Linked DNA regions of Homo sapiens: all the other regions are linked to region 3. A link is a loop called in an ENCODE intact Hi-C map of the cell type or tissue named here. Cell type or tissue: PC-3. All regions are shown on one strand. Each heading gives the region's core, and the rest is flanking DNA. Links, peaks and the distances in the headings are about the cores only. Region 1 has its middle 140 kb from the start of RBMX2. Region 2 has its middle 7.1 kb from the start of GPR119. Region 3 overlaps ENOX2 (ecto-NOX disulfide-thiol exchanger 2).

Region 1 (10,599 bases), core at 1,563-9,562, 190 kb before region 3:
TGTCCTAAGGACACTCCTCCAGATAACTGCCATCAGTGCAGAAGGCCAGGCCACTAAAAGGCAAAGTGCCCCAATGGGATAAATGGGAAAACCCCTGCATGGCTTGTCCCCTCTGCCACAAACTCGGCCAGTAGAAACAGGACTGCCCTGAGAACCAAAGCCTCCCCTGCCCCCCAGGACAGTATCCCAACCCCTGATGGCTTTAAGCTGAAGGGGCTCTCTGCTCCAGCTGAAAATAGCTCAACTTAACTGGTGACTTGCAGAGGTGGGAGGAATTTGTCCTACACTGTGTAAATCTGGGGTGCTAAGGCTCTCCTTGATGGGAAATAAACAAGGGTGGGAGGGGTGCTGGCCTCACACCATACAGTGGCTGGAAGGCTCACAAGTCCTTCTGTAAAGATTAACCTTTCTCTTTCCATTCCTTTCATTTTTTCTCTTTTTCTGTTCAATCCAAATGTCCAGCCTCAAAAGGAAAAGGCAGTTTCTAACATCCTAACCCTTGATTTTGTTATTCTCTTAAAAACCCCAGCTGATTACATATTATGGCCCATTTTTGTGCACATTTTAAATTGATGGGCAAATTACAAGAAAAATTCAGAGCTCAAATGGTTAACCTGTACTAAGAGTTAAGTCAAGTCTTCTAAAGCTATCTGTCTTCCTCTCTTTTTTTCTGCCTGCTTTAAATCTGCCATTACTAAGCTGCTGGTGCTAAGACTCATTATTTATGGTCTAACTGGAATGTAAACACTGGAAACTCATTTAAAGTTAAAAGAAAAAGGGTAAAACAAGTTTTATTAAACCAAACAACCTAGAATTTTTAACCTCCCTTAAAGTTGATAGAAATAAGTCCAGCACCTCTCTTACACCTTATTCTTAAAGCTGACTCTTTATTCTATTCTACTGCAAGCTCTCAGTAGTGATCCAACTGCCTCTCTTGAGCAGCTTCGCCCTCTTGATATTAATACTTTTATAAGGAAGGTAGCATATGATTGCTATTTGGAGGGGGATCTCCAAGACTACTGCCCAGATGAAATTTCTTTATATTTGTCCTGGTAATGTTATTTACCCACACACCATAACATCAATATCCTAAGGTAGTAGGTATTTTTTTTAACATTTTGTTTTCTTATACTCTTTACAGCCCTTCTTCTTTCCTGTCTCCCTGAGTTTCCCACATATTGTTATTTTCCTTAAATGTGGCTCTGTTTTTATTCTGTCATGGCTAACTATTGTCTCAATGGCTTCACCCAGGCACCCACTCTAGCCAGTAATATATCAAGTTGCCAACATAACACAGTACTGACTACTGAATATGCCCACGCAGGCAGGCACTTGAGAATGGTATTACACTCCTAGCAGTCCCACTATCTATAGATAACACACAAGCCCAATGATCTGGATTTGACCACACTATTTACATGCACATCAAAAACACAGGTTTAGGAGGGGGACCTAGGCCAACCAATCCCTCGTGACAATCATCCACTGCAACTGAACGGATTGGGAAGGCACCAGAGAATGGCCTGTAAGGCTCGCCTCTGCGTTAAAAACTCCAAGTAGTCTGGCCCTTTCCTAGGGGCTTTAACACAAGCCCAGTGAAATTCCACCCTCAACTATAGTCAAACACACCAGGAATGGGAGCCATACGATGCCTGTGATGAGTTCACTGTGTGCCCCCACAGATTTTCTCTATGGTGGGGAAAAGACAAAGTTAAGGCCAGCAACCTTTATAGTGATTCCTTTATGCCTATAAAGAGTTCAGCTAACAGGATGGAATATATAGGAATAGGGGTCAAAACTGGACAACTTCTTAACCTCACCAACATATCTACATCTTTTCCTCGATTTTCCCTTATCCCATTTATATTTACAAATCTTATCTCTCAGGCTCCACATCCACATAACACAACAGGTCAAACATTTCCCCCCTTATGCATGAATGACTACTTTTTGGGTCATTGTCCATCCACGTTTGATCCCTGGGGACCATGGGATCCCTGGATTTATGCAAATTATACTGGAATCCAAACTAACCACACCTGTGCCTGGTTACGAGCTCCCTCCTCAGGAGTTTAACAGAAACTGGGTTCTTCTTTTCATGTGGACCCAACCTGTTTCTAGCCTTGCTTATTCAGTGGAAAGGCACGTGCACTATAGTTGCAGCCATACCTGGATTGCATATAAATATATATGTAATTTATATAAATATATTTGTGTGTATGTGTATATATATATACATATATATATAACTCCTCAGACTTCATAACCTCTAGCCAAGTTCCAAATTTAGGATCCTTCCGAAATCAGGCCCTACAAAGGCCATTCGAAAAAAACAGAAACGTGACTTAATCAACCTCCCATCATCTGGCATCCTCACCACTGAGAATCCGTGGCAGGCAGGAATGGTCTAGGACATTCTGTAGCCTGTGCAATCTTTTGGTTTGCAGGTATACCCATGCTTAAGTGTAGCATTCATAATCTCACCATCCTAGTCCGACAATCTTGAGAAGCTACAGTAACAGCCATTGAGGGCCAACAACGGGCCCTAGATTCATTGGCAGGGGTTGTCTTGCAGGATCAAGGTGCTTTGGATGTGCTTACCACTGAGGCAGGAGGCACTTGCACACTGTTAAATGAAACTTGTTGCTTTACATCAATACCTCAGGTAAAGTAGAAGAAAGTTTGGAAAAGATAAAAGAAAACATCAGGACAACAGAGGGCCTTCAAAAAGGAGTTCCTCAAGATTCCTCTTTTGCACAACTGTTTTAGAGATCCTACGGTTGGGTTGGGCCACGGGTTACCCCACTTCCCCTGCCTATAATAATGCTCATATTAGTTTGTTTATTTACAGCATGTATCGTTAATGTTATATATCTCATTTTGTGTCTTCTAGAATATAAAAATTTCAAACCAAAATGTTACTGCATCAAGGATGTCAGCCACTAAGAGAACTCTACAACACTCCTTTGGACACAGCAGGACAAAATTTTAGGCTGCAAATGCTGTTCAGCCGTGGTCCCACAGCCACCCTGCCCAATTTAATTCCCAACTCAGGGACTCAGGTCCTCATAACCTCCTGACAGACTAACAATCCTAGGTAGGGCCAACTCTATGCCCCTGGTCAGCAATAAGCAGTTGGAAGATGAGACCTTCACCCACACACCAAAGATTTGTCATTGTTGCTCTGTCACAGGGGGAATGTGGAATCCTGTTTAGGGAAAAAAAGTCAGGATGGCAGCACCAAGAGGAAGCAAAAAGAAAAAGCAGATAAGCTATATGTCTGCCTTTCTTCATACTCCAAGAGACACGGCCCTCCTGAGCAAATAACTCACAATCTTCCTGTGTCCAGCTATCACCAGACCCTCAGCTAATAGAAAAGTGCAGATTGGCTCACTGCAACCTTGGGGTTTTCAGTACTGCACAAAGCCCTCTTCAGCACACAGCACAAGCACCATGCTATAAAATCCCCAGCAAGCCTTCATCTCCTGGTAGTCAGCTCCTCTCTTGCTAACTTGCCCATTCATTGCACTCTTGCTATGTGTCTTCATCCTTTAATAAATCTGCTTTTCTTTACCTACAACCGTCTAGGTAAATTCTTCTTACCTGCGTACCACTGGCCCCAAATAGTCACTGCTCACCATGGCAAGTAGGGCCATGCTTCTTCTGAAACCTATGAGGGAGTCCTTCCTTGCCCGTTTCTAGCTTCTGGGGGTTTGTCAGCAATCCTTGGTATTCTTTGGCTTTCAACTGCGTAACTTCAATCTCTGCCTTAGTCATTGTGTGGAATTATTTTTACATGGCCCTGTGTGTCTCTGTTTTCATGTGGCCATCTTCTTATAAGGACACCATTTGAAACTGTGATATCTTCTGAGGTACTTGGGGTTAGGATTTCAACATATGTTTTTAGAAGACCCAGAACAAAGCCTAAACAAAGTGAGGAGGGTCTCCTTGTACGTGGGCAGCCCAGGATGAGAAATCAGAGCTGCAGCGGGGTTGGGAGAGGGCATCCACACATGTGGGTGGCGTGGTGCAGGTGTGTTATATCCTGGGCAATGTGAGCAAGGCATCTATGTAGGGGAAAGCCTGGGTAGGGGGGTCTGAGCCCAAGCAGGATGAGGAGAGCATCTGTGAAAAGTGCTCTGGGTTTTTGAGCCTGAACAGGGTGAGCAAGGTTGTGGTCTACATGGGGATGGGAAGTGGGGAGCCCCTATGGCTTATCAGAGCCTTAGTGGGGGTGAGGAAGGCATCCACGCAGGAAGGACAACCTAGCTTGGGGTGCTGGAGTCCACCTAATGGGAGGAGGGTGACTATGTGTGCGGATAGCCTGGTATGGGTTATTAGAGCTATCATAGGACGTTGTTGAAACAACTGGTAGAACTTAAGTGAAATCTGAAAACTCTGATGGATGAATTGTGGTTATGTAGGAAAATGTCCTAGCGCCCGTTAAATACTAAAGTATTTGAGGACTATGGGACATCAAATTGGCAACTAGAAAAAAAACTCTTTGAATTGTACCTGTAACTTTTCTGTAAGTTTTAAAATACAAAATTATTAAAAACTCTGAAGCAAATATGGCAAAATGGTATAATTCCAGAGGCCTGGGTTGTATGTCCACAGGTGCTTATTATGCTATCACTTCCAGTTTTCTATCTGATTGCAACATTACAAAATAAAAATACTTCAAAATTAAAGGTTACGCATGTTTATTATTAAAAAAAAAAGGTAAATCACTCATGAGTTTATTGCCCAAAGACACTATTAACGCTGGATATATTTTCTTTATGTCGAAAAAAGATAATTCTCAAGGTAAACAGATTTTGATGGTATAAGATTTTGAAGGGGGGATAATTTTCTTAAAGCTAAAATTAGATAGATCATTTTCCTTTTTTCACTTTTAGAGGAAATGTTAAAAATGCTCACGTTAGTCTTCTCGCCGCAGGCGCCTGTTCACGTGTAAGGCATTGCTGAAATCACTAGAGGGCGCGCTCCTGTCAAAGCCCATACAAAGTTCTGAGAATGCTGTAACATGTTTTGAAACCTTAAAATAAATTCAGCTGGGTGCGGCGGCTCACGCCTGTACTCAATCCCAGCATTTTGGGAGGCTGAGGCAGGAGGATCGCTTGAGCCCAGGAGTTCGAGATCAGCCAAGGCAACATAGCGAGACCCTGTCTCTATAAAAAATAAAAGAAATGAGCCAGGCTTGGTGGTACATGCCTGTGGTCCCAGCTGAGAGGCTGCAGTGAACTGTTATCATGCCACTGCACTCCAGTCTAGGTGACAGAGCGAGACCTTGTCTCAAAAAAAACTTCAAAAAAGCTTTCATCCATCTTTTAAAATATCAGCATTTTATCCAGGTCTTTTTTTTTTTAAATCTATCTTACATCGGCTTACTTTTAAAATCAGAAGATGTGGACTCTATTGTCTACATCATGACTGTTAAAATATTGGATTTTTCATTTATACCTAATTTTAAATTTTTGCCCTATGTAGTAGCATGAATCCTCTTGATGTTCCGTAGGTTCTTCCTACAATTTTCTCACACTTCTGCGAGGCAGAATTGTCACAATTACCCTGCCAGTGGTCCTGTCCTAGATATATCACCCTTTCTTTGGAGTTGTGAGACCTGTTTTTATTTTTATAAATTAGAAATAATCTGCTTCTTTCTAAGTTTGATGGTTTTCTTTTCTTCTTCTTCTTCTTTTTTTGACAGAGTCTCCCTCAGTCACCCAGGCTAGAGTGTAGTGGCATGGTCTCGGCTCACTGCCTCCTCCTCCCGAGTTCAAGCGATTCTCCCGCCTCAGCCTCCTGAGTAGCTGGCATTACAGGCACCCACCACCACGCCCAGCTAATTTTTGTATTTTTAGTAGACACAGGGTTTCACCATGTTGGCCAGGCTGGTCTTGAACTCCTGACCTCAGTGATCCGCCCACCTCGACCTTCCAAATTGCTGGGATTGTAGGCATAAGCCACTGTGCCCAGCCAAGTTTGATGGTTTTCTAAAAAAAAAAAAAAAAAGGTAATGGATAGTTTCCTTGCTTGAAAGCAAAATCAGTCCTCATATTGGGGTGTAGCGGGGGGAGTGTCAGGAGCTGGGTTTGTGTGAGAAGGTGTTTGGTGGTGGTAGTACTTGTTGGGGAACTTTGGCCATGAAGCAAGCCCATTGCCAGACCCAAGATTGTGCCACTGCCCTGTTGTTATGATGACTACATCGTTGGGATACAGAGAGTGTCAGAGGTGAAAGACACCTGAAAGAAAAATGTCATGTTCTATCTGTGTTTGGTGAAATCCTAGGGTTCCACAAATGTTTCATCTGAATTTCCCTAAGAAGTTCTTGAGCCCAAACTTGTACTACAGGAAAATGTGTCCATTCAAATGCCAGGCTAGTTTATTTTTTTAGTAGGCCTCAAAATACTTTTGGTGTTTTGGTACTCAGTTTTAAACTTCTTTTAAATTTTATCGATTAATAATAATAATAGCTGATACCTATTGAGTGCTAACTATGTGGCAAGCACCTTGCATGCTCCATCTGATTTAATAGTGTGGTTCACAACGTTATTTTCCCATTTTATAGATGAGGGAACTGAGGCCCAGAAATCGTAAGTGATTTGATCACTTAATTTAGACCTATTGGACTCCAAGTCTTGTTTGCTTAGCCATTAAACACTTTGGCCTTCTCATATAGATAGTTCACAACACTGTGCTTCCCCCAACCCCTCAATTCGGACCTGTGGGCTTCTTTGTATGTGAAGTTGCATAATCAAGTAAGCTGGTCACCCTCAAAGCTAGGCAAGCCTCAGAGACTTTGCACTTGTCACAACAGAGAACACAGTGCAAAGACCTGATGGAAGCATGTCTGGAGGAGCAGAAAAGTAGGCCAATGTCACTGAAGTAGAGTGAGTGAGGGGGAGAGTAATAGAAGAATGGACTGGATTAGGAACAGAGGACCAGCTTTTATAGGGACTTACAGGTCTTTGTAAGGCTTTTACTCGGAATGAAATGTGGAGCCATTGCAGGGTTTTGAACAGATGAGAGACATGAGCTGACTTAGAGGTTTAACAGGATCATTCCAGCTGCTGTGTTGAAACTAGACAGTGGGTGGTCAAGGGTAGAAACAAGGAAACAAGTTGGGAGGTATATTATTTTCCCTTAGGAAACCCTAACAAAGTACCACAAACTAGGTGGCTTAAAATAACAGAAGCTGATTGTCTCAAAAATCTGGAAGCTAGAAATCTGAAACCAAGGTGTCATTGGGGCCATGGTTTCTCTGCGACTGCGTGGAATCCCTCTTTGCCTCTTCCTAGCTTCTGTCAGTGGCCATTGATCCTTGCCATTCCTTGGCTTTCGGCTGCAGCACTCCAATCTCTGCTTCTGTCATTGTATGGCTTTTTCCATGTGTGTCTCTGCCTTCACATGGCCATCTCCCTTCTGTGTCTCCCTCCTCTTCTTATAAGGACACCAGTCATATTGGATTAAGGGCCCACCCTACTCCAGTATGGCCTCATCTTAACTTATCTAATTACATCTGCAATGACACTATTTCCAAATAAGATTACATTCTAAGGTACTGGAGGTTAGCATCACGACATATATTTTTGGCGGGGACAGACTGTAACCCATAGCAGGAAGCTATTTCAGTAATCTGGGCAAGAGATAAGGGGAGCTTGAACCAGGATGGCAGCAATAGTGGTAGTGAGAAGTGATCTGGTAATGAATATATGTGGAAGGTAGACCCAAAAGCCTTTGCTGATGAAATGGGAGTTGGCCCAAGAGAAAGAGAAGCAAAGATGACTCCAAGGTGTTTCAGCTTGAGGAACTGAAAGGATGAAGTTAGCAACAAGTGTGATGGTAAATGCAGAAAGACAGCAGATTTAGGAGAAAATCATGGTTTGGTTTTGGACAAATTAAATTTGAGATGCCTGTTAGTCATTCAAGAGGCAATGTTCAGTAGGAAGTTAGTTATATGAGCCTGGAATTCAAGAAGGAGTTCAGAGCTAGAGACTCAAATTTGGGAGTGGTTTCTAAGGAGAATGAGAGCCCACTTGTGATTTTAGGCATAAAGCTTAACACGAAGCTTACTCCAGCCAGGATCAGTTACTGGGATGCAGATGTAGACAAGACGAAAAGTTGGACTTAACCTTTGTTCCAGTTTTTCTAGGTAGGTGTGATGATGGGAGAGGGAATTGGGGAGCTGAGGATGGATGCCAAGGAGTGATGATAATAACGGACCGTAGAATCTAAGTGAAATAAACATGTAAGTGAAGATATGAGGGGGTGATAGAGGGTAAAAAGATGATTAACAGTGGGAGGGTTGTTAGAGTGGAGATATTAGAGGGAATTAGGAAGAGAGAGAAAAGAGTGGGGTGATTAAAATTGAGATTTTTTTCAGCAGAACATTGACTAAAAAGAAATTTTTTAAAAATAAAATTGAGATGTTGAAGGTCCTGCAGTAGTTTATGACGAGATCTAGGAAATAAGCCTGGATGTGGGTGACCAAGGATGGAAAGAGAGAACAAGATCTTTGGAGTGGAGGAGGTCAAGCAGCTGAGAGACCAGAGTGCTATATGGATTATTCACAATGTAGACAATGAATGTAGGTCTGCACAGACACATGCATGTATGTATGCAGACTCCACATAGATATTGAAATCACCAAGAAAGATGACAGGGGCAGTTGTGAAAAGACAGTGAACCACAAGCTCAAATCATCAATGAATAAGGGAGAGTGAACAGGAAGAGGGGAGATGATAACAACAAGGAGGTGTAGCAGGTAACACACTCTGAAACTTAGTCTTACAGCAAAGTGATTGAAAGAAGCTGGGGCAGGCAGTTTGGGGAAGGTCTACACACAGGAAGTGGTAAGGGGGAGCAAAGAGGACACCTGTTCCACCTCTGGGTCCAGTGGTACATAAAGTATGAGAAAAAAAATAGTCACCACTTGAGAGCGCTGTACAGGAAGCAATGTCTTCAGAGGGGAGCCGAGTTTTTGATAAACCCAAAAGTTCAAGGAAAATTTTGGAGAAGCTGAGAATGTAGGGAATTTTGCAGAGAGAAAGGTCAAAGGGTTTGGGAGGGTTGGGAAGGGGTGGTCGATTGAGTGAGATGAGGAGGTGCAGGAATTCATTTCCATGTGAGTGATCATGGATGATCTAGATGGTTTGAACTTTTGTGATGACTGAAGTAAATAGGCATTTAGAGCACGATGAAACCTGATGATCTCTTGGCTGGGGAACAGATGGTTAGTTTTAAATGTAGCCTCTCCTTGGGACTGGTGTGTCCTGTAGTGCAGTGTGGTCTATAATGGGAATGATGGGGTGAGGTGGAGTTGTGGTCTCACTCTCACTAGGAGCAGGTGGAACACTGGGCTCCCTTTTTTTTTTTTTTTTTACTTTTTGTGGAGAATGGGGTCTCGCTATATTGCCCAGGCAGGTCTCAAACTCCTGGACTCAAGCTATCTTCCCACCTCTGCCTCTCTAAGAGCTGGGATTATAGGTGTGAGCCACCGCGCCTGGCCCTTTGATGTTCTTAAGAGAGGCGTCAAGTCCAGAGGAGGCTTGATCTTACCAGGAGAGATTGTAACTCTCAGGGTCTCTCTTTTAATCCTATTGGGTCACTGTAATACTTCTCTTATTTCTTTTATTTTCATAGTCTGCTCATTACTTTAACATAGTACAATGATGTTTGTTTTTGTAAAACTGATACATGATCACTATGAAATATTCAAGTAATGGAGAAAACTATAATGAAACTTAAAAAATCCTCCCCAAATACCCTCATTAACACTTGGTTAACATCATCTCAGACTTCTCTATGGATTTTTACACTTGTAACTATTTTACATGGTCTTGTGTTTCCTTTAAATAATATGAGTTATTGTTGTAAACAGTTTGAGTACTATAGATTTATTCTAATCCTCTCACTTTACAAATGAGGACATTGAGTTCTAGAGAAAGGAAAGTACCTGTCCAAAGACACTCATCCCGTCAGTTAGGCCCAGGTCTCTTTTTTGTTTTTTTTTTTCTTTTTCTTGAGTTGGAGTCTCGCTCTGTCGCCCAGGCTGGAGTGCAGTGGCATAATCTTTGGCTCACTGCAACCTCCACCTCCCGGGTTCAAGCAATTCTCCTGCCTCAGCCTTTTGAGTAGCTGGGATTACAGGCACCCGGCACCACACCCGGCTTATTTTTGTATTTTTGGTAGAGACGGGGTTTCACCATGTTGGCCAGGCTGGCCTTTTGGCCAGGCTGGTCTCAAACTCCTGATCTCGTGATCTGCCTGCTCAGGCTCCCAAAGTGCTGGGATTACAGGCGAGAGCCATGCTCCCAGCCAGGCCCAGGTCTCTTTACTTTCCAGTTCAGTGGGTCTCTTTAAGCCGTGCTCCTCTCTTCTTCTCTTACCTTCTACATAGCATGGTCCCTGATATTTCAACTCATAGATTTCTGCATTCAGAGATCTCACTTTGCCTTTGGTTTTGAACACTTATTCATCTAGTCATTCAACAAACCTTTATTGGACATCTGCTATATGCCAGGCAAAAATGTTAGGCACTAGAGGTGTGGTGATGAGCAAAACAGACATGATCTCTCACCTCATGAAGCTTACATT
Region 2 (10,599 bases), core at 1,793-9,792, 330 kb before region 3:
GACCCACCTGTCTGGGCCTCCCAAAGTGTTGGGATTACAGGCGTGAGCCACCGTGCCTGGCCAGAATCTGCATTTCGAACAAGTTCCCAGATACTGCTGTTACTTGCTCAGGGACCACACTTTGAGAAGCACTGCTCTAGTGCAATGGTTCTTACCCTTAGCAGTGCATTGGAATCACCTGGTGATTCCAAAAAATACTGCTGTTTGGGCCACACACCAAGAGATTCTAACATAATTATTCTGGGTGGTAACTGTGCAATGGGAGTTTTAAAAGTTCCTTGGGTGATTCTAATATTCAGCCAGGGTTGAGAACCACTGTCCTTGGTTTCCTCATGTGTAACATGGGGACAGTCATAGTTATATCACAAGGTTGTGAGGATGATAAAACGAGGTATGATATGGGCAAAGACTTCATGATTAAAACACCAAAAGCAATGGCAACAAAAGCCAAAATTGACAAATGGGATCTAATTAAAGCGCTTCTGCACAGTAAAAGAAACTATCATCAGAGTGAACAGGCAACCTACAAAATGGGAGAAAATTATTACAATCTATTCATCTGACAAAGGGCTAATATCCAGAATCTACAAGGAACTTCAACAAATTTACAAGAAAAAAACAACCCCATCAAAAAGTGGGTGAAGGACATGAACAGACACTTCTCAAAAGAAGACATTTATGCAGCCAACAAACATATGAAAAAATGCTCATCATCACTGGTCATTAGAGAAATGCAAATCAAAACCACAATGAGATACCATCTCATGCCAGTTAGAATGGCAATCATTAAAAAGTCAGGAAACAACAGATGCTGGAGAGGATGTGGAGAAATAGGAATGCTTTTACACTGTTGGTGGGAGTGTAAATTAATTCTGCCATTGTGGAAGACAGTGTGGTGATTCCTCAAGGATCTAGAACCAGAAATACCATTTGAGCCAGCAATCCCATTACTGGGTATATACCCAAGGGATTATAAATCATTCTACTATAAAAACACATGCACACATATGTTTATTGCAGCACTATTCACAATAGCAAAGACTTGGAACCAACCCAAATGCCCATCAATGATAGACTGGATAAAGAAAATGTGGCACATATACATCATGGAATACTATGCAGCCATAAAAAAGAATGAGTTCATGCCCTTTGCAGGGACTTGGATGAAGTTGGAAACTATCATTCTCAGCAAACTAACATAGGAACAGAAAACCAAACACCACATGTTCTCACTCATAAGTGGGAGCTGAAAAATGATAAGAACATATGGGCACAGGGAGGGGAACATCACACACCAGGGGCCTGTTGGGCGGGTGGGGGGCAAGGGAAGGGATAGCATTAGGAGAAATGCCTAATGTAGATGACAGATTGATGGGTGCAGCAAATCACCATGGCACATGTATACCTATGTAACAAACGTGCACGTTCTGCACATGTATTCCAGAACTTAAAGTATAATAAAAATAAATAAAAATAAATTTTTAAAAATGAGGTATGATAGTTATGAAAAGGCTTCATAAAGTGTAAAATGTTACATGGGTATCCAGTGTCTTCTAGTCTCTGCTAATCAAATTAACACACTGTTAATCAAAGTGTGTATCAGAAGCATTGTTATGACCTGAGAGCTTGTTAGAAATGCAGAAGCTCGGCCAGGCACACTGGCTTACGCCTGTAATCCCAGCACTTTGGGAGGCTGAGGCGGGCAGATCACTTGAGGTCAGGAGTTCAAGACCAGCCTGGCCAACATGGCGAAACCCAGTCTCTACTAAAAATATGAAAATGAGCTGGGCGTGGTGATGGGTGTCTGTAATCCCAGCTACTCGGGAGGCTGACGCAGGAGAATTGCTTGAACCTGGGAGGTGGAGGTTGCGGTGAGCCAAGATTGCGCCACTGCACTCCAGCCTGGGTGATAGAGTGATACTATGTCTCAAAAAAAAAAAAAAAAAAAAGAAAGAAAGAAAGAAGAAATGCAGAATCTCAGGCCTTACTCAAGACCTAGTGATGCAGTCTGCAGTTTAACAAGATCTCCAGGTGATCTGCATGCACATTTATCTTTGCCTCTCTCCTACTCTCAGGTGTCTAGCTGTATTAGTTTTCTTTTGCTGCTGTAATGAACTACCACAAACTGACTTAACACGAATGTAGTATCTTACAATTATCAAGGTCAGAAGTCCAAAGTGGGTCTTACAGGGCTGAAGTCAAGGTGTTAGCTGAGCTGTGTTCCTTCGGGAGGCTCTAGGGAAGAGTCCATTTCCTCAACTTTTTCAGCTCTCAGAGGCTGCTTGCACTCCTAGGCTCCTGGACACATCACTCCATGGTCACGTCTTCTTCTCTGACCTTCCTGTTTCCCTTTTTTTTTTTTTGGGACAAAGTCTCACTCTGTCGCCCAGACTGGAGTGCAGTGGCGCCATCTTGGCTCATCACAACCTCCGCCTCCCGGGTTCAAGCGATTCTCCTGCCTCAGCCTCCTGAGTAGCTGGGATTAGAGGCATGTGCCACCACGCCCAGCTAATTTTTTTGTATTTTTAGTAGAGACGGGGTTTCACCATGTTGGTCAGGCTGGTCTCGAACTCCTGACCTCGTGATCCGCCCGCCGTGGCCTCCCAAAGCGCTGGGATTACAGACATGAGCCACCACACCCGGCCCCCTGTTTCCCTTTTTAAAGGACCCTTGTGATGACATTGGGTCCACCTGGACAATCCAGGATAACTCCTCCATTTCAGGATCCTTAACTTAATCACATCTGCAAGTATCTTTTGCCATGTGAAGTCACATATTCACAGGTTCCTAAGATTAAGACACGAACATCTGTGTTGAGGGACATTTTTCTACCTACCACGCTGGTATTCTCTGCTGCATGGATCTCTTCCCCCCCAAACCCCCCTTCAACAGTCTGCCATTGGAACCAGGCTACTGGGAGAGGAACTCTAGGAAGGTAGCCAGGATAAGCCAGGCCTAATTTCTCATGGTGCCTCGATCAGCCATGTGCCTGTGATGATTTAGCTGCATCTTGCCTAAGGACAAAGGTGTAGCGACATTTAATAAATACCTCTTCCTGAATGACTAGACTGGTACATATATTACTATAAAATATTATGCAGCAGTGTGAAAAGAATGATATAGGTTTATATGTACTGATATAAAGAGACTTCCAAGATATGTTGTTGATTGACAAATCAGAAACCAGTTTCTAGAGTCTTGGCTCACTTATGAAAAAAACCCCTGAACCCAAATATATGTGGATGTAAATGCACAGAATGCATAGAAAAGAGACTATTAACAAAGAGTGAATAACTTTGAGGAGGGAATGGGACTGGTGGGGGCTGAAGAGTCACGATTTGCTTTGAATACTTTTTACTTGTCATATATATATATAATATATAATATTTTATTATTATTATTATTATTTTGAGACAGGGTCTCATTCTGTCGCCCAGACTGCAGTGCAGTGGCACGATCTTGGCTCACTGCAACCTCCGCCTCCCGGGTTCAAGAGATTTTCCTGCCTCAGCCTCCTGAGTAGCTGGGATTACAGGCACCTGCCACCACGCCCAGCTAATTTTTCTATTTTTAGTAGAGACGGGGTTTCACCATGTTGGCCAGGCTGGTCTCAAATTCCTGACCTCAGATGATCCGCCTGCCTTGGCCTCCCAAAGTGCTGGGATTACAGGCGTAAGCCACCGCGCCGGATAACTTGTCATATATTTTCACAGCGAGAATGTATCTATGTAATTTCAAAAGAAACAAACATGCCCCTTAACTACCTCTCCCTGTTCCAACCCAGGCACCATTTTGCAAAGGGATTTTCCAAACAACACAAAAGTGCATGTGTGTGTGAGTGCACACCCATGCAAATATATATAGTCACATATCTCTTAATGATAGAGATACGTTCTAAGAAATGCATCATTAGGCAATTTCGTCATTGTGTGAACATCACAGTGTACTTACACAAACCTAGATGGTATAGCCTACTGTACATCTGGGGTATATGGTATGGCCTATTGCTCCTAGGCTACAAACCTATAGCTTGTTACTGTACTGGATACTGTAATTATTACACAATGGTAACAATTGTGTATCTAAATATTTGTGTATCTAAATATATCTAAACACAGAAAGTATTTGTGTATCTAAATATATCTAAACACAGAAAAGGTACAGTAAGAATACAGTATTATAATCTTATGGGACCACCATCATATACGTGGTCCATTGTTGACTGAAACATCATTATGTGCCACAGAACTGTATATATTTATATATACACATACATATATACACTATTTTATGTATGTAATATATGTTATATACAAAATACACAGATACATATGTACACTATATAGTATACACATTATATATATTAAAATAACACATACATACATACATGAAAGAGAAAGAGAGAGAGAGAGAGAGACAGAGACAGAGACAGAGAGGATGTGTGTTTCCTTTTATTTATATTGCTGTTACTAGCCTGAGCTACAACTGTAAAGAGAGGGGTATATGTGGATTGAAAGAAATGTAGGACATGACAGGGTGGGAGAATCAGTATTTGAGGCTCTTCTTGGAGTGGGAGGCGCTTTGAGGAAATAGCCCTATCCTTCTGGGGCATCTGAGTCTTCTTGCAGCAATGGATGACACCAGCTAACATTTATGGGGCCTTTAAGTGCCAGGTACTGTGCTAAATATACAACATGGAGTTTCATTTAACCTTCACGACAATTCTGTAAGGTAGGTACTATTCATGCCTTGATTTTACAGGTTAGGAAATCAAGGCACACAGAGAGGGTGACTTATTTCCAAAGGGCTACACCACTTATAAGTGGAAGATGTTGGAAATCGACATACAGGCCAGCAGCTTGTGTGAGACCTGTGGACAGCCACCAAGAGTTCATCCCATCTCATGTCAACCACAGAGATTACATCTTGTCCCCTTTTGTTACCAGTTTGTGTCTCTGTGCCTTTGCACATCCTATCACACTGGCCTTCAAGCTGACACTTTTATACTCTGGGTTTTTTTAAGGTCGTTAGGCTGAGAAGTAGTAGAAGCCTTTCTTTTTAAATAAAGTCCAATGATCATGGAAAATGAGGCTCATTTTACCCTGAGCCCAAGGAAATGTATAAATCTGGACTCATGTGTACCTCTCCATTTATCTTATCACTCCTGCTTTCCATTCCTGCTATTGCCTCTTTCATTCAGTACTTTATTATCTTTCATCTGCACTATTACTGTAGCCTTCTAACTACTCATCCTGTCACCCCACACAAACATTGCCTACACAGCAGGTTTATGGAGTGCCTATTCTATGTTAGTTACTATGATAGGAAAGAGCTTTTCATACATTCAATAACATGTTGTGAGCTATGGGTTATTATCTCATCTCCATTTCATAAGTAAAGAAGCTGAGGCTTGGAGAGATAAAGGGACCTGCCCAAGGTTACCCAACTAGAAAGGGGTGGCAGAGCTGGGATTTGGAATCCAGTTCTCCTTACGCCTGGTCCAATGGTCTTTTTGGTATTCCATGTTGCAGAAGCCTGGGTGTGGTAGGCTGAATAATGCCCCCTGCATAGATGTCCATATCCTAATCCCTGGAGCCTATGAATATATGACCTTACTTGGCAAAAGCTAGTTTGCAGATGTGATTAAGTTGAGGATCTTGAGATGGAGAGATTATCCTGGATTTTTCCTGTGAACCCAGTGATATCATCCCTGTGAGCCCAGTGTTATAAGGGCCCTTAAAACAGGGAGTCAGGAGATCAGAGTGGGCAGTTTTGGAGATGTGATGACAGATGCCAGTGGTTGGAGTGATGCAAGGAAGGGATCACATGCCAAGGATTCAAGAGGCCTCTGGAAGTCAGAAAAGGCAAGGCAAGGAATCCTGTCCTAGAGCCTCCAGAAGGAATCAGCCCTGCCAACACTCTGACTTTAGCCCAGTGAAACTGATTTCAGACTTCTGACCTCGAGAACTGGAAGATAATAGATTTGTGTTGTTTTAAGCCACAAAGTTTGGGGTAATTTGTTACAGCGGCAATAGGAAATTAATACATTGGTTTCAAGGGTTAGTATGTGGAGACAATTCAAAAACTAGGTCCTGGTTATATCGCTGCTTGGCGGTGGTTACTGCCCAAGAGGCATTTGGTTGCAATACTACAAGTGTTCCTACATAGCCAGGAAACAGCAGCATTGTTGGCCTGAGATGCCAAAATGCCAGTGGCCAGGAAGCCCAGCAGAGGGCACACTCTGCAGGGAGAAAGTAATCCTTGGAAAGGCTCTGCTCCTGTTTAGCTGGATAAATAGGACACTTTTTGCACTTCTGGGTTGCTCTGAATTTGTTGCATCTTAGCTGGGATTCATGCAAGCCAGAGTAGCTCTTCAGGGACCTAGCATGGTCCCTGAAGACATTTTCATTTGTCACTCAGGACTCAGAACCTTCTTGCTCCATTAAAAAAAGGATTTATATAGTTACAACTAGTAGGCTGAAATCCTTCCGTCCCCTGCAGAATAGAGTTGAGTAAAAACACACATACCTTTTTGGCCGATGTCCATGGCTTGTGGAATGGGGTGGGGTGAGGGGAGAAAATATATATTCAATTAATGTTTCTAGCTTTTTTCATTGCAAATCTTTCTTGAAGTGTATTCTTCAAGAAAGACACCAGTCAGGGGGTCATGCTAGGCTGAGTTTTATATAGCAGCCCTCCAACTCTCAGAAAGCGATTTCCACCTTTTTCCTAAGGAAGAACTGGTTTCGTTCACTAGGGGGTAAGATTTGTGGGTTGCAGAAGGGGTCAGGGGGTTTGTAACAATGGCTGGGAGTATTTGGAATGTGAAAAGAATATAATATTATTATAAATATTAGTAATATTCACCTCTTATCACAATCCTTGCAAGATCTCTAAGAGGTGATATTATCACCATTTCATAACTTGGGAAGGCTACCACAAAAAAGTTAATTGAAGCTAATTAAATTGCCCAAGTTTCTATACCTAGCAAGTGGTAGAACTGGGATTTGAACTCAGGTCTGCCAAGCTCTATGTGTCCCACCTGTTCTCTCCAGAATGTAAGTTGCTGACCAGAGATGGAATGCAAGCTGTGTGGCATCATCCTATAGCCTTGAAAACCTGCATCCACCCTCAAGAAGGATGCCACCTCCTGCCATTCCAGGGTAGAATGCTGCCAGCCTTCATGCAACATCATTGTGATTTGAGCCAAGACAGACCCATCCTGTGCTTCTTCTCTAGAAGCTTAGCATTGTCTGTCAGCTTGTCCCCGAGCACTCATGTGCTCTGGTCTTTACATTGTCATGTCTCAGTGATCTGGCTTCTTTGAGCTGTGGCCCACTCATTCCTTTCCCTAATTTGTAGACCATCTCCTATACCCTGGATCAGTGTTTCATCTAGCACTCCCGGTAACTGGCTTCTTCACCTCAGGCAACAGAGCACCCCAGGAAAACTCTGGCTCAGAACAGTGAAAATGAATAAGAGGAGGGTAAAAGCTGCCCGTGCAAGGAATCTTTTGGAGAACAGGGAGTGGGCACTAGTCATTGGCTTGGGAGGACTGACCTACCTAGGTGAAATTGTGATGACCATTTGGGAACTCTTGCTCTAGGTAGGTACCTGTTATCCCTGAAAAATACTTTTACATTCAGCTCCAGTTAGATCTGCCCAGTGCTACTTCTCCTCCCACCGGGTCTGATTGTCCCATTTGGTTCAGTCCAGCCAGCATGCCCTTTAGGCCCGCATGCCAATGGGAACTTCACATTATGAATTTAGAGTAAATGTGATTTGTGATTACAGGTGGGTTCTACCAGAACTAGAGTCATATGCTCCTCCAGCACTTTTTTTCTCTACTTTCTCCCTTTCTTCCCTGGAACTAGATTCTGCTTTTTAATCAGCTCATCAAGAATCTTGGCAGCTTCTGAAAGTTGTGCTGCTTGAGGTATGGAAAATCGCTGCATTGGCTTAGGCAGTGGAGGAAAGGTGAACAATAACAGGCAGGTGGTAAAAGACATCTGTTGTGCGTCTTTTAGAAGTCATACTCACCCCTGGAGGCAACTTGGCCTCCTCCTCCTCAAGAGTTTGGGATTCTTTTTCCAATCCCTCAAGAGTCTACGTAAGCATCAGATTGCTGGGAGCAAGCAGCTGTGCTGAGCCACGGGGGAGCTCAGGGCAGCGCAACTGTGCTTTCAATTTATCTATCTCTGACTCACATAACTCACGAGAATTCTACTACAACACCTGCTTGCTAAGCTTTGCAAACTGCTCTCAGTTATCTGACGGTAATTCATAGGTAATCATTAGATGCTCTAAATCAACTGTCCTTAGCTATTGTTTTTGAACTATGGAACTATTTTAGAATCTTATGGGAGCTATGGATTTTCTAAAAAATGCACATGTTCACATGTAAACACATCGTACACACAAATTCAGGGTCCTCACAGACTCCCTAAAGATCATGCATGTATCTTAAGTCAATATCCCTGAAGAGTTGATAAGATCTTCTGTTAATACAATGCATCATTTCTTATTTTCTTATTCCTAGGCAACCTACAATTAAGGAACAGACTTTATAAACACATACACTTAATCTGCTTTCTTAACACAAGGAAAGTATGGCCCACATCCATTCTTTTAGACTTGTGTTTTGCTTCCATCCGACACTTAAGTCTTCAGCATGGGAGAAGGTAAGTACACGATGGCATGCTGTTTAGATTTATGGGTCCTCTCAAATCAGTTTTCCTGATGGTGATGTTGTTTTGGATCAATTGAAATAAGTGGGTGAAAACATTGAAAAATTAAAGGTGCTTCTACCAAGAGAACTTTTCTGCAGTGTTTGATAATAATGATCACCTTTCACTCCCTTTTACTTTAATATAATTTTGTGTTTTTTTTAGAGACAGGGTCTTGCTCTGTCACCCAGGGTGGTGTGCAGTGGCACAATCACAGCTCTCTGCAGCTTCATCCTCCTGGGCCCAAGTGATCCTCCCACCTCAACCTCCCAAGTAGCTAGGACTATAGGCTCACACCACCATGCCTGGATTTTTTTTTTATTTTTTGTAGAAATGGGGGCCTCATTATGTTGCCCAGGTTGGTCCCGAATGCCTAACCTCAAGCAATCCTCCCACCTTGGCCTCTAAAAGTGTTGGGATTACAGATGTGAACAACTGGGCCCCTCCCCTTTTCTTTTAGAATACACGTTCTCCCGCTTTTTCATCTTCCTCTGTCATCCTCCTTCTCAGTCTCCTTTATTGACTCCTCCAGTATTTTTAACTGATTTACCAATTGAATTCATTAGTTTTCTTCCAAACCAGTCTTCTTGCCTGTTTTACCTTAGCAAAGTGTGTCACACCCAATTAGTGTCTCAAGCTGGAAACCTAAGCATCATCCTTAGATGTTTCCTCACTACCCACATCTACTTGAATCAGCATGTTGTGGCTATGAAATCTGTTGACTTTGTTTGCTCCTGCTCATCACAGCCAACTGGTATCCTAACTGATCTCCCAGCATCAAGACTTGCATGCCTTCAATCCATCCCCCACACTGGTTCCAAAGTGATCAAAGAGAAAATTGACCACGTCACTCCCAGGCTCAAAGAAACATGCTCGGATTATGTTTTTGTCCCCACATATGTTTTCCTTATAGGGTGAGCATGTTCACCTTTATATTCTCAGCACCTAAAGCAGTGTCTGCCTATAGCAAGTCCTCAACAAAAGTGGTCAGCTGGTTGACTGGTTGAATGACTGAATGATTAAGCTATATGATCACTTCTCATTGCCTACTAGCTAGAATCAGAACTTCTTGGCTTCATCTACAAGGCCCTTAACAAAATGGCCAGAACTCTTCCATCCTTATCTTCAGCCATTACCACTCTGCCCCATCCCATCCCCTGGTCACATCATATGCTTTTCACACTTTGATGCTTTTGCCTCTGGTGGTTCCACTGCTTGAAATGCTGTTTCTGTGTGGTACCCATCCTGCGTCTTCCATCTACATGTGACTGCCTTCAAGGCCAAGCTCAACAGTCACCTGACTCTATGTGACTTTCCCTGACAATCTACTTTCCACCCCCAGCTTCCTCTGACCCCCAGCACCAGAATTAATTATCCCTCAGCTGGTTCTAAAGGCATTTCACTCATACATTCAATATGACATTCATCACCTTGAATACAAAGTACTTATTTATATCTGTAACTATCTTGTAACACCGTGAGCTGCTCAAGGGCAGGTACTGGGTCATGTGGTCTTATTCACTGTAGTATCCCCAGCATCTAGGCCAGTGTCTGGGCACTGACAAACAAAGGATGTGCCTTTATGTTGGTGTCATGTGTGTTCTTATTTATTTTTATTTAAAATACATTTTTTTTTTAGTTTGGAACAATACCAGCATGGAACACCATCTTCTTTGCTGTCACCTGGAGACAAATCACCATCATCCGTCGTCTGATTTATTGTAGAGCTTCCAAACTGGTCTTCCTGCTTCTACTGTAGGCACCCCCTGCCCCCTCCCTGGTCTGTTATCAACACAGCAGCTAAGGTGAACCTACTAAAATGTACATCAGATCAAAGTTCTTTGGTGACTCCCTACCTCACACTGAGTAAATT
Region 3 (10,599 bases), core at 1,047-9,046:
AAACTGAGGTAAATCAGAAGGACAGATGTCGTTAAAGGGAACCAGGAGGGAGGTGTCTGCCATTATCTGAATACGATCGTGTCATTTTTGAACCAAACTCCACCGACAGGGCCTGCTTCCCTGGGTACAGTGCTTTTCAGGCAAGTACTCTTGGTTGGCATGTCCCTATATACATCTAAGAACTAGAGGGCAACTGATTTAAGATTGAGTGCTCTAGTGAGCACACAGAAGGCAGATAATCTGTGTTGTGGGCTGAAGAGAGCGAGTCACATATTTTAGCTATTAAGACATACAAAGTGGTCAAGCTGTCATTCTGTTTCAGAAATTAAGGCATTTGACTTGTGTGCCTGTCCAGATGGAGTGTTATTCCACTCATAGTATATCTGCAGGGAGGGCTTGAACTTTCCTTCAAAAAGCATTTTGGATCATTTTAGCATCTTTGCTAGGGTTCACAGTGTCCCAGATGATGCCTTCTTGAGACAACTTCACTTCCCATTCTCCTCTGCTCCACAGCCACAGGTTACAGACCTCACTTTGCCTTGTCTTGCAAACATTACTGGCTATAGGAGACTCGGGCAGAGGGTGTGGATGGCTTTAGAGAACTCTACCACTGCACACACACACTGTCCTGGACACAGTGGGGCAGCACTGTTACTGTCACAGGTGAAACTGATCTTTGTAATGAGCAACAGCCTACAGAGCTTCTGGTGACGTACTTGTAAATTTCCCATTGTGAATAATAAAATTCAGAATTGCAAGCTGATTGCATTTCTTTCTATAGGACCTATTCTCTGGAACAGAAAATTGGCAATTGCTATCTCTTTTTCAGACATTTGAAAAAGACAACAATTATGCCTAAAGGAACTATCATGCTATAAGAAGTCTGTTTGTGATCCCAGCCCCTATAGATTCAAGGAATTTTAACCCTAATAATAATCTAGATGCGACTTTATAGTGTAAGAGTCCATCTTTGGATTTTTCCAGGAGTATAAATGGCACATTATTACATGACTGTTACTTGTAGAACTTGAACTGATAAGTATATCAGACACATACATCAGGAGCGCATGAACTCACAACAGGGTTGGTCAAAGGGGGTGAGCTGGAACGAGAGAGCCTGTGGTAAATTAGGAAGACAGATGAAGGTTAAAGGGAACCAGGATGGAGGTGTCTGCCATTATCTGAATATGAATATGTCTTTTTTCAGCCAAACTTCGGTGATAGGCCTTGCTTCCCCAGGGGCAGCATTTCTCAGAGAAGCAAGCTTAGAAGTCATTTGGGAAGAAATATTTCTTTATTCTGACATGAGCAGCTTGGTAGAAAAGATGAGCAGACATTTGCTTTGGGAGCAAGAGGTGCTAAGCTTAATGCCCATCATCTCCTAGAAATGGTGATGTATTGTATATACACATGGAATGTCTGCAGCTGCTTGCTATTTCCTGGAGGTCAGAGTACGCAACCTTTTATCTCTAAATATCTGGTTTTCAATCTGGCTGTATCTTGAAATCTGTCTTGAATACAGCTCAGAAAGGAAGGTTTTGGTTAAGCATGTAGTTACTAACCTTCAAGCACAACAGAATGCCAGGAGAGCAGCCTGACCTTTGCAGTAAAATTAATTTGATGCTTACAATCTAACCTAGAGTCCATAGCCTTTATTCATATGACAGAGTCACAGGACAATTTAGCGGGGATTATTAAATTCCACCTAAGCTCATCAGAGGAGAGAATTGAGGTTGATGCATATCTGGAATTACCAGTGAATTCGCCAAACCACGTGGGGAAAGGAAAGGCAGATAGACTTCTAGGAATAAAGATAAGGGGCTACACTTGGTATGTAGTAGGTACTCAATGAGAACTGATTCAGTGAATGAGGCAAAAGAGTAAGCTGAATCTGCTGTCTGACAACTAGAGAGACCCTTCCTTACACCCACAGGTGCAACTTCAATCCCTATGAGCTTCCCATACAGCGAAGTCACTTGGCAAGTGCCAGAGATCCCAAGGTGAGGATGGAGGGTGAGTGGGTTGGGTATGGTACAAGACATGCCATCCTTCTGCATTACCCTTCCCATTCCAGTTGGTGGTAGGAAGTCTGGGGCAGGACATTGTTATTCAGAAACAAAGAAAGCTAATGGATACCAATGAATCAGGAGGGATGCATTTTACTCGAAGTGGCTAAGAGAACCTCAACAGAAGAACTTTGTTGGGTTTCCAGAAAGCCTTTGCGACAGTACTACCAACTACAGCACTACCCAGGGGGAATCAGTGTTCCAGTCACTGCACTTAAACAAGCATGTTATACACAAAAGCCTAAGACTGTTTGCAGTGGGAAATCCTGGTTGGTTTTATTTAGGCAATATAGTAATGTAGCTTTCTGAATCTGATGTTCTTTATTTGAACATTCATTATGATGATTCATCTCTGCTTTTCTTTCTTTACCAATGATATTTGCATTCTACTAGGAAATATAATTCATAAAGGATGATAAAGGAATCAAAATTATCCAATTTATTTCCATCAAAGGAGCAGAAGGAATCCAGCAATGATCTGTTCTGCATCATTCTGTTTTCAGTACGTTTTTCTTTAAGTCAGGGTTTGTAGCATTAAATATTACTCTTCATTGCAGAATCAGTACTAATTTAACATCACAAGGATAATCTGGTTTTGTCTAAGGGACCCCTCCCCATTTTGTTTCCCAGGAACTGAACATTTTCCACTCCGGATGTTCTCTTGTACCATAGAAAGTATTCTGACTCTGTACCTCTCTAAGAGATACGTAGCACTAATGTGACTCTCTAAATGCCTATTAGCATTTTACCTTGTATTAATAGCTAACCGGGCACCCTTGCTATTTTCCCTGCTGAGATGTATCAATAAAAACTTTGATGGCAGGGATGACGCCTAATATACTGTCAAATTACCCGTCCCCCCGCAGGATATGGCATAGTGAATGTACAAATAGCCAACATAACTCTATCAGTTTTTGTCTTCTTCAATCTGCTGACAGTATTGTAACACCTGACAATAATTGCAGTTCACACTATTTGTTGGTATTTTTTAAAGTGGAAAGGCTTTCCTTAACTTTTATAAAAATTGTCCTCAAGTTAATCTTGCTAATGTCTTCCATACTAATTTTTTTCTTTTGCCAACTGAACTCAGCCTATATGAGAGCAATAAAATCTACTAGGGATCCTCTGGTGAGCTGGTTGATTCTGCCTATAAAAATGGCCTTAAGTCATAGAGATAATATCGGGGAATCAGGAATGATGTTCAAAATATTCAAACACCAGCATGGCATGGGCAACCAAACAGAACTGTATGCAAAACCTTAGTACTGGAGCAGAGCCTGGGAGACCCTCTTGCTGTGCCATGTGGGCATGTATGTCGGAGCGATGCTGTGAATCTCCAGCCACTATTTTCACTGTGGATTCCACAGGCATCAATCCTACCCATGGAGCCTGTGCTTTGCAAGGAAATCTCACAAGGGAAAGGACTTTGCTTTGTTAGAGAGCTCTTTATATTGCAGTTGAAGAGAGGTAAAGGAGTTGTTTCTGGGGTATTTCCTTGGAACTTGCAAATAAAGACTTGTGGTGGGTTCTGCCTCCAAGCTATTGGAAGAGACTGACTAGACAGTTACAGGCTTCTCCATTTTCATGCCTACTTCTGCCTCCTGCTAAGTTGCATCAGTTTCAAACACAAAGGTTAAGATGTGTTACCTGGGTTAAGATGTCTTAGCCAGGGGTCAATCCATGACTATTACACTGTGGGGAAGTCTAGGTGATACTAGAGGGATCAGGGTGGCCTGGGTGACAGGTGATCACTTAGAGGGCTCCTGACAGTGCTTATTTACCAACTGGTACAGAAGTTTTTCAGTATCTTTAAACTGGTATGACTGTCCAGTGCATATTGGCTGACTATCAGCCTGAAGAGACCTACTTTTCACCAGAACAGGCAGCAAAAGTAAGCAGATCCTCCTACCCATAGCTGCAGTCTCCTTAAAAAATCTGCCTCAGGGTTCAAGGAAATCTTTGTGATCCAAGTTATCTCTTATACTAACCCGAATGCAAAAACCTTTCCTATAGAAATATTAACATACTCCCCTTATTCTGTCTTCCCAGGGATATGAACTTCTAATCACTTTTTAATCTGTTAAACATGTTTTTTTTCTTTAAAGAAACTATTATTTAAAATTGCTTCCCAGTCATTTTTGAGCCTAAAAACAGGTCCCACTATCTATTGCTTTTCCAGTCCTTGCAATAATTGAGTCGAGCATGGATAGCTGAGAAGTAGAATGAGCAGCTCTCCTTGCTGTCTTCTGCTTGAGTGAAGAAAGCAAAAAATTTTGTAAAATGGCAGAGGCAGGATAACATGGAGCTCTCCCTTCAAACCATTAGAAGCAACAGAAATAAAAGTGCCATGTTTTTGTGCCCTTTAACAATCATTTTTTTATTCTAGTCCCATATCCGGGTCCCTGGGTGACAGACCTACCCCACCTCAACATGCATGGGCTGGCTGCATGTAGTTATCTTGTTCTCTTTCCACACCTGCACATGTCTATTCAATGGGGCTGTGTTACAATCAATAGCAAATACTTATCTGCTGGGAGACTGACTGAGTTCCAAGACCTTGGTTCACGTAAGGCTGTCTTTGCCATCTAGTGTTAAGTTTTGTTTGCAGGATTACTAGTGAAATTTCTCAGGAAGCTGGATAGGACATATGGGAAACTGCCAAGGTGAGTAATTCCTGCATCTCTAGAGGTGATAGCTACAGCAACAGTAGCTTATTGTGAGTAGACACCAGTTGCAAAGCTCCTTAGGCACAGGCTGGGTAAAGGGGTGAACTGGAATAATAATTTCTGTCTAGATGGAATGTCTAAGCAACAACATTGAGCATGAAGTGTTCATCATACCCTAGTGCTGGGAAGTCAAATCCTAGATTCTTGCTTAGTGATAACATCATTTGACAAAGTAGGAATTCACACAAATATATGTTTAAAAGAAAAGACCAGGAACATCGTATATACCTTACTGTCTGGAGTATCTCTCAGGTTGGACGCTAGACAAACAAAAGAACTTGGAATACACATGAACAAACAGTTTCAGATGGCATGTTACATAGTAGCTCAGAGGCAGAACCCACAAGTCTTTATTTGCGAGTTCCAAGGAAACATCCCAGGAACAACTCCTTTACCTCTCTTCAAGTGCAATATAAAGAGCTCTCCAACAAAGCAAAGCCCTTTCCCTTATGAGATTTCCTTGTAAAGCAGAGGCTCCATGGGTAGGATTGATGACAATGGAATCCACAGTGAAAGTAATGGCTGGGGATACACAGTATCACCCTGATATGCATGCCCAGTGGAAGAGACTGACCAGACAGTTACAGGCTTCTTCAATTTTCACGCATACTGCTGCTTCCTGCTAAGTTGCATCAGTTTCAAATACAAAGGTTAAGATGTCTTACCTGGGGATTTCACTTATGCAATAGATGAGCCAAACATATATACGAGTACAAATGGCTGCTTGTGAAGTACCTGAAGTTTTTCCGATAAAGGAGGAATTTGGATGTGTTACTTGGCCTGCACTCTGCCAGGGGCATATCGTGCTGACATTAGAAAAACATGCTCTTTTCAACAAGATTTAGTCTCACTTCCCTTTGCCTCCTGGTCTCTTGCTAATGACTGGAAGTAGAATGAGAGTTCGATTTTACGATGATTTAGAGGTCTGTGAGTTGGCTTTCTCCCTTTGGTATGTGACCAACTTCAAAGAAGCAATTGTGTAACTACTAAGGAAATTAGTTCTCTTCCAAGGGATAGAGATCTTTTGTCATAAGTGAGAATGAGTAACTAAGCTCTCTGACTCTTTCTCAAGAGGGCCCCTGGGCTGAAGAGGGCCTGGCTCGTGGTCTAGGTTTGCTCACTGGAGCAGCAGGCAGTCAGATGGTCAAAAAATATTGCTTGTATTCCTTTTGTAGGCAGAAGCACTGGAGTAGGGAGGTGAGGCTGGGTGAAGGGAAGACAACAGGAATAAGACAGTAAGTAAATGAACAGATGTAAAGTATATAGCACAATGCCTAATGGGCATACCTCTTTATATAGCTTCCACTTTTTGAACACCTCCTCTGTGTTAACTACTAAAATAAGCACTATGCATTTAATCCTCACAACAACATTATGAGACAGGTATTACTAATATTCTTATTTTATGGGGGAGCAAACCGAGCCACAGAAGTTTAAGTAAATTGCTCAGAGGCTTCAGAAATAGTAAAAGATGGGGTCAAGATTTGAAGTCAGATTTCTTTCTTTTGGCCCTAGGTATCAGGCTTTGTGTTTGATATATTACTAACGCCAAATCCTCATACCATTCTTGAGTTGTGGGTGTGATTATCTCCAATTACAGTTGAAGAGATGAAGGTTCAACGTGATTAAGCAACTTGTCCAAGATCATACAGGCAGTAAGTGGTAGAATGAGAATTCTAATCCAAGCCTGACCCCAAAGCCCATGCTCTTAACCACAAAACTCTGTGACCTCTTTTGCAATCTGACATATTTTAGACAGTCTTCAAATGTTTGTCCCCATCTCAAATGGTACAGTGAAGGTAGATGGAAGACAAAGAGTTGAAGGTAACTTAGACTCGGTAGTCAGAGCAGGAAAGGTTGCAGAGTTGAGCTGGAATCACATCTTCTGTTTTCTCTTGGGGCTGGTGTTGAGCAGGATGTAGTTAGAGGTGATAAAAGACAATGAGGCAAGAAGCAACTGATTTCTATCCCCTCATCTCCAAATTATAAGAGGAAGAGAGATCACTCAGAATACGAGCTAGGGCTAGGCAATAACACTATTAGAGAGTTACTATTACCTGAGGACTATTACCTGAGCTATGTAGGTGTGCTAGTTATCAATCTAATACCTCTTAGCTCCAAATTCACCCTTGTTGCCTGCTCTGTGAAAATGGTTCTGGGCCCTTTATATATTTTTCCTTTGCCAGCTGGCACAATGTTAAGCTTTGTCAGTAGAGGGCGTTAGGGAGACATTTCAGGAGGAAGGGGCTTTTCTTTGTGGGTCCTGTGTGCTGGTGTGCTAGGTGTGCTCACTTGGCAGGTTCCTGTAGTTCAGGCTTTCAGCTTCCCCAGGGCCCAGTTCCCACAGCACACACAGCTCCCCAAGCACCAGGTTCCTGCAGCATGTGCAATTTTTCAAGCATGCAGCTCTGGTAGTATAATCAGCAGTGCCCAGCAGCTTCTCCCAGTACCCATCCCTCAGGATGTTTCATGGTGGGGTGCCTATTGTGAGATACCTCTCTGTGACCAGCTTTCCCTGACACTATAGAGGGTGGATTTCCCAGAAGTTCCACAGGGCAGAATTCCAGCAAGTTCTGCTGATGTAGTACCACAGCAATTTCTCTGCTATTTAATGAGTCATGACTGTGCCCTTGTCCTGCAAGATATGGATCTCAGCCCTGGGGAAAAGGTTCTCTCCTGGGTGCCCTAGTTCAGCTCTAGGTGTAGGGGCTGCTCCTTATATTTGTTAGTCCTATATTCTTTGTAGTTGTTTTTACTTCTTACTGGCCAATCCCCTGTTATAGTTAATATTTATATTAAAATTTTTCTGTTCAAATTACTGTGTGATTTCTCTCTCCTGATGTTTTCCAGACATATAGGGTTAATTCCTCTTCCTGCATCTCAACATTCTGTAAGGTGATGACTAGGGCAAAGGGATACTTCTAGGGATACCTACATTCGTAGGTAGGGAGGATGGACTTTTCCTAGAGACAAGGTCCAAAGAGAAAAGAGCATTTTCTTTTTCAGGAGGTAAAAGATGACTTCTCTGTCTTGCTTTTTAATATACAAAAATGAGTTAGAACACGTGTGGCCTTTCACTTGCTCAATTTTTTTCAATGAGGAGGAAAGAACCTGTTAGATAGGAAAGGAAACTGAAGTCTGTGGACTGCGTGGATTGTGAGACTCAAAGGACTCATGATCATTCAGAGTTTAAACAGTGCTTAAAGCTCTATAGCCCAGGTATTCCAAGGGGGAAGTGACTACTTGTGATGATAGCCTTCAAATGACTACCATCTTTAATATAATGACCAATATTGTACTCAATACCTCTATGACTACCCATACAACCCTTACTCAAAGCTCAAGGTTATATCCCCTCCTCTGCAAGAGATCAAATGTTTTCTTTGCTTAAAATTTTGCTTTTCCATGGACATATGTATAGAAATTTTCAGACATCATAAAATTCATGAATTCTGGAAAAAGCTTCTGAATCCTCAGGGTAGAAGTTTGGGGTTTAGAGTTTGCACATCAGGATGTTTTCCAAATATCACTAAGAGAAATGATTTTCACAAGTGCAGAATACCATCATAATTTTTATATTACTCATGGATTTATGCAGCTGAGTTCCTTTTGAATTTGAGTAAAATATTTTCCAAAACACTTGTTGTTAATTAACTACTACCTTTCTACCGTGACTATTTTTTTTGCTTCCTGCCTCCAACCAGCTCAAAGTATAATACTGTCTCTCCAAAGCTCAATGACTAAGAAATGGAAGGCAAGTAGTTAAATAGGAGATAATATGGAAACGTAAATTTCAAGGTCTGATCATCAACTAAAATGCTCCCTATCATAATACAAATTCATCTTTGTGATATTTATGAAGCATTGGCTCACAACAAATTCAGAAATACTAAAAGCGTCACAGCTAATCAGATGGCCTGCTCAATCACTAGAAAGTTTCTAACATACACTTCCCATGTGCTAGAACCCTCATAGCAATAACAACAGCATTGGAGGCCATAGCAGCTTTCGATAAAGAATGTTTAGCCAAAGTGGCCTGGAATACCTATGGTCTTTGAGAGGCTTCCACGTGGTCCTCCAGATCATCCAAGGTATTGTGTGTTCATGTGTGGGTGAAGGTCCCAATCAACACAGGTGAAAGAGAGAAGTCTGAGCCACAGGGTACGATTCTCCTGCTAGAAAACCAGTCAATTAAAGTTTCAGAAAATCGGTCCAACTATAGTCTCTGTTTCCCTTCCTGTGTTTGCTCCTCCAAATTTTGGTTCTGGCCCAAGTTCTTAGATGCCTTCACTAGCCTTCCCTTTGTCACTCTGTCCTCCACATATACGCACATGTATATACACAGAGGGATCATATAACCAAGAATAGAATGGGAAAAGGAGCATTGTTTCAGAGCAGTCTGATGTTTTATACTGCAGTAGCTGGTGGGGACAGGTGGAAGTGACATGTAGAAATTTGTTGCTCCAGTTAGAACTTCCTAAAGAATAAGAAGACCATTGATATTAACCAGGAGTTGCTGTGAACCAATGCAGACCTGCCTTCATGTTCAGAACAGAAACCAGTCCTATGTTGCTGCCATTATAATGATTGTAGATTAGAGCACTAGTTTTTACCCAGGGTGGTTGGATGGTCTGGCACATAAAGAACTGGTACTGACAGGAGGAGAAGCCTAGTGTTTAAGATGGGCCTGTAAATCAAAAAGCATCTGAGACAAGTCTCAATCAATTTAGAAAGATCCTTTGCCAAGGTTAAGGATGCACCTGTGACACAGCTTCAGGAGGTCCTGATGGCATGTGCTGAAGGTGGTCAGGGAACAGCTTGCTTTTATACATTTTAGGGAGACATAATACATCAATCAATACATGCAAGATTGACATTGGTTTGATCTGGAAGGGCAGGACAACTCGAAGTGGTGGGGGGCAGAGGGTGGGATGGGGGGAATGGGGGGCTTCCAGGTCACAGGTAGATTTAAATATATTCTGATTGGCAATTGGTTGAAAAAGTTATCAATAGAAAGGAATGTCTGGGTTATGATAAGGAGTTGTGGAGACCTAGGTTAGAGAGAATAGACTGTAACTGTTTCTTATCAGACTTAAGGTCTGTGTTGATGTTAATGCTGGAGGGGTATAATGAGGCATGTCCAACCCCTACTACTGTCATGGCCTGAACCTGTATTTCAGGTTAAATTTTAGGGTGCCCTGGCTGAGGAGGGATACATTCAGATGGTTGAAGGGGGCACTGGAATTTTATTTTTGGTTTACAGGCCTAAGGATCAAGACCTGGGTTTGATTATCAGATTCCCCCTATCAATGAGCAAGGTACTTAATCTCTCTGAATTAGTTTTCTCATGTGCCAAATGGTAATAATAGTATGTGCATTATAGAATGTTTTAAGGACTAAGTAAAATAAGGTGCATAAAGTTTACGGTACATAGCAAAAACTCCATATGTGTTAGCTATTATTATTTCTATAGTTTTATTTATAAAAGGCATAAAGCCATAACATCTTCTGTTGCCTTATTCTCTTTTGCTAGTTTTGGAGATGTGGATAGAGGAGGTGTTGCCAGGGGTAACAAAAGATGGGAGCCATACAAATAGTCTCAATTGATTTTTGACAAAGGTGCAAAACCAATTCAATAGTTTTTAACAAAATATTACTGGAGCAACTGGACATCCACAGTTGGGAAAAGGAGGAGGAGAAACTTGATCTAAGTCATACTCAAAATGAAACACAGTATCCCTGAAGAATACAGATGCAAAAAATTTCAACAAATTTAACAAATACTAATGAACCAAATTCAACGGAAT

Evidence for each region. Hi-C counts contacts between places; a loop is a spot of excess contacts. Peaks named below come from ENCODE experiments on the same cell type or tissue, not always from the same donor. Only the 100,000 strongest peaks of a DNase experiment are listed, where the experiment ranks them.
Region 1: a loop joins it to region 3, with 10 times the contacts of the local background. A loop is called at or near these places in 1 of 110 quality-filtered maps.
Region 2: it touches region 3 in a loop (5-fold over the local background); 1 of 110 quality-filtered maps calls a loop at or near these places.

The regions. Positions count from the first base shown.
Region 1 is chrX:130,534,919-130,545,517 of GRCh38, forward strand. No RefSeq gene overlaps it. Among named protein-coding and RNA genes, the nearest start is that of RBMX2, 140 kb to the left of the region's middle. In PC-3, for the core only: CTCF peaks have their summits at 4,971 (motif pointing right) and 5,173; no DNase peak of the experiment used is centred there.
Region 2 is chrX:130,387,431-130,398,029 of GRCh38, forward strand. No RefSeq gene overlaps it. Among named protein-coding and RNA genes, the nearest start is that of GPR119, 7.1 kb to the left of the region's middle. In PC-3, for the core only: CTCF peaks have their summits at 6,217 (motif pointing right) and 6,419; a DNase peak (open chromatin) is centred at 6,221.
Region 3 is chrX:130,721,041-130,731,639 of GRCh38, forward strand. The region is part of intron 3 of ENOX2 (ecto-NOX disulfide-thiol exchanger 2); the gene reads right to left. Among named protein-coding and RNA genes, the nearest start is that of ENOX2-AS1, 76 kb to the right of the region's middle. In PC-3, for the core only: a CTCF peak has its summit at 4,664 (motif pointing left); a DNase peak (open chromatin) is centred at 4,691; H3K27ac peaks cover 890 bases.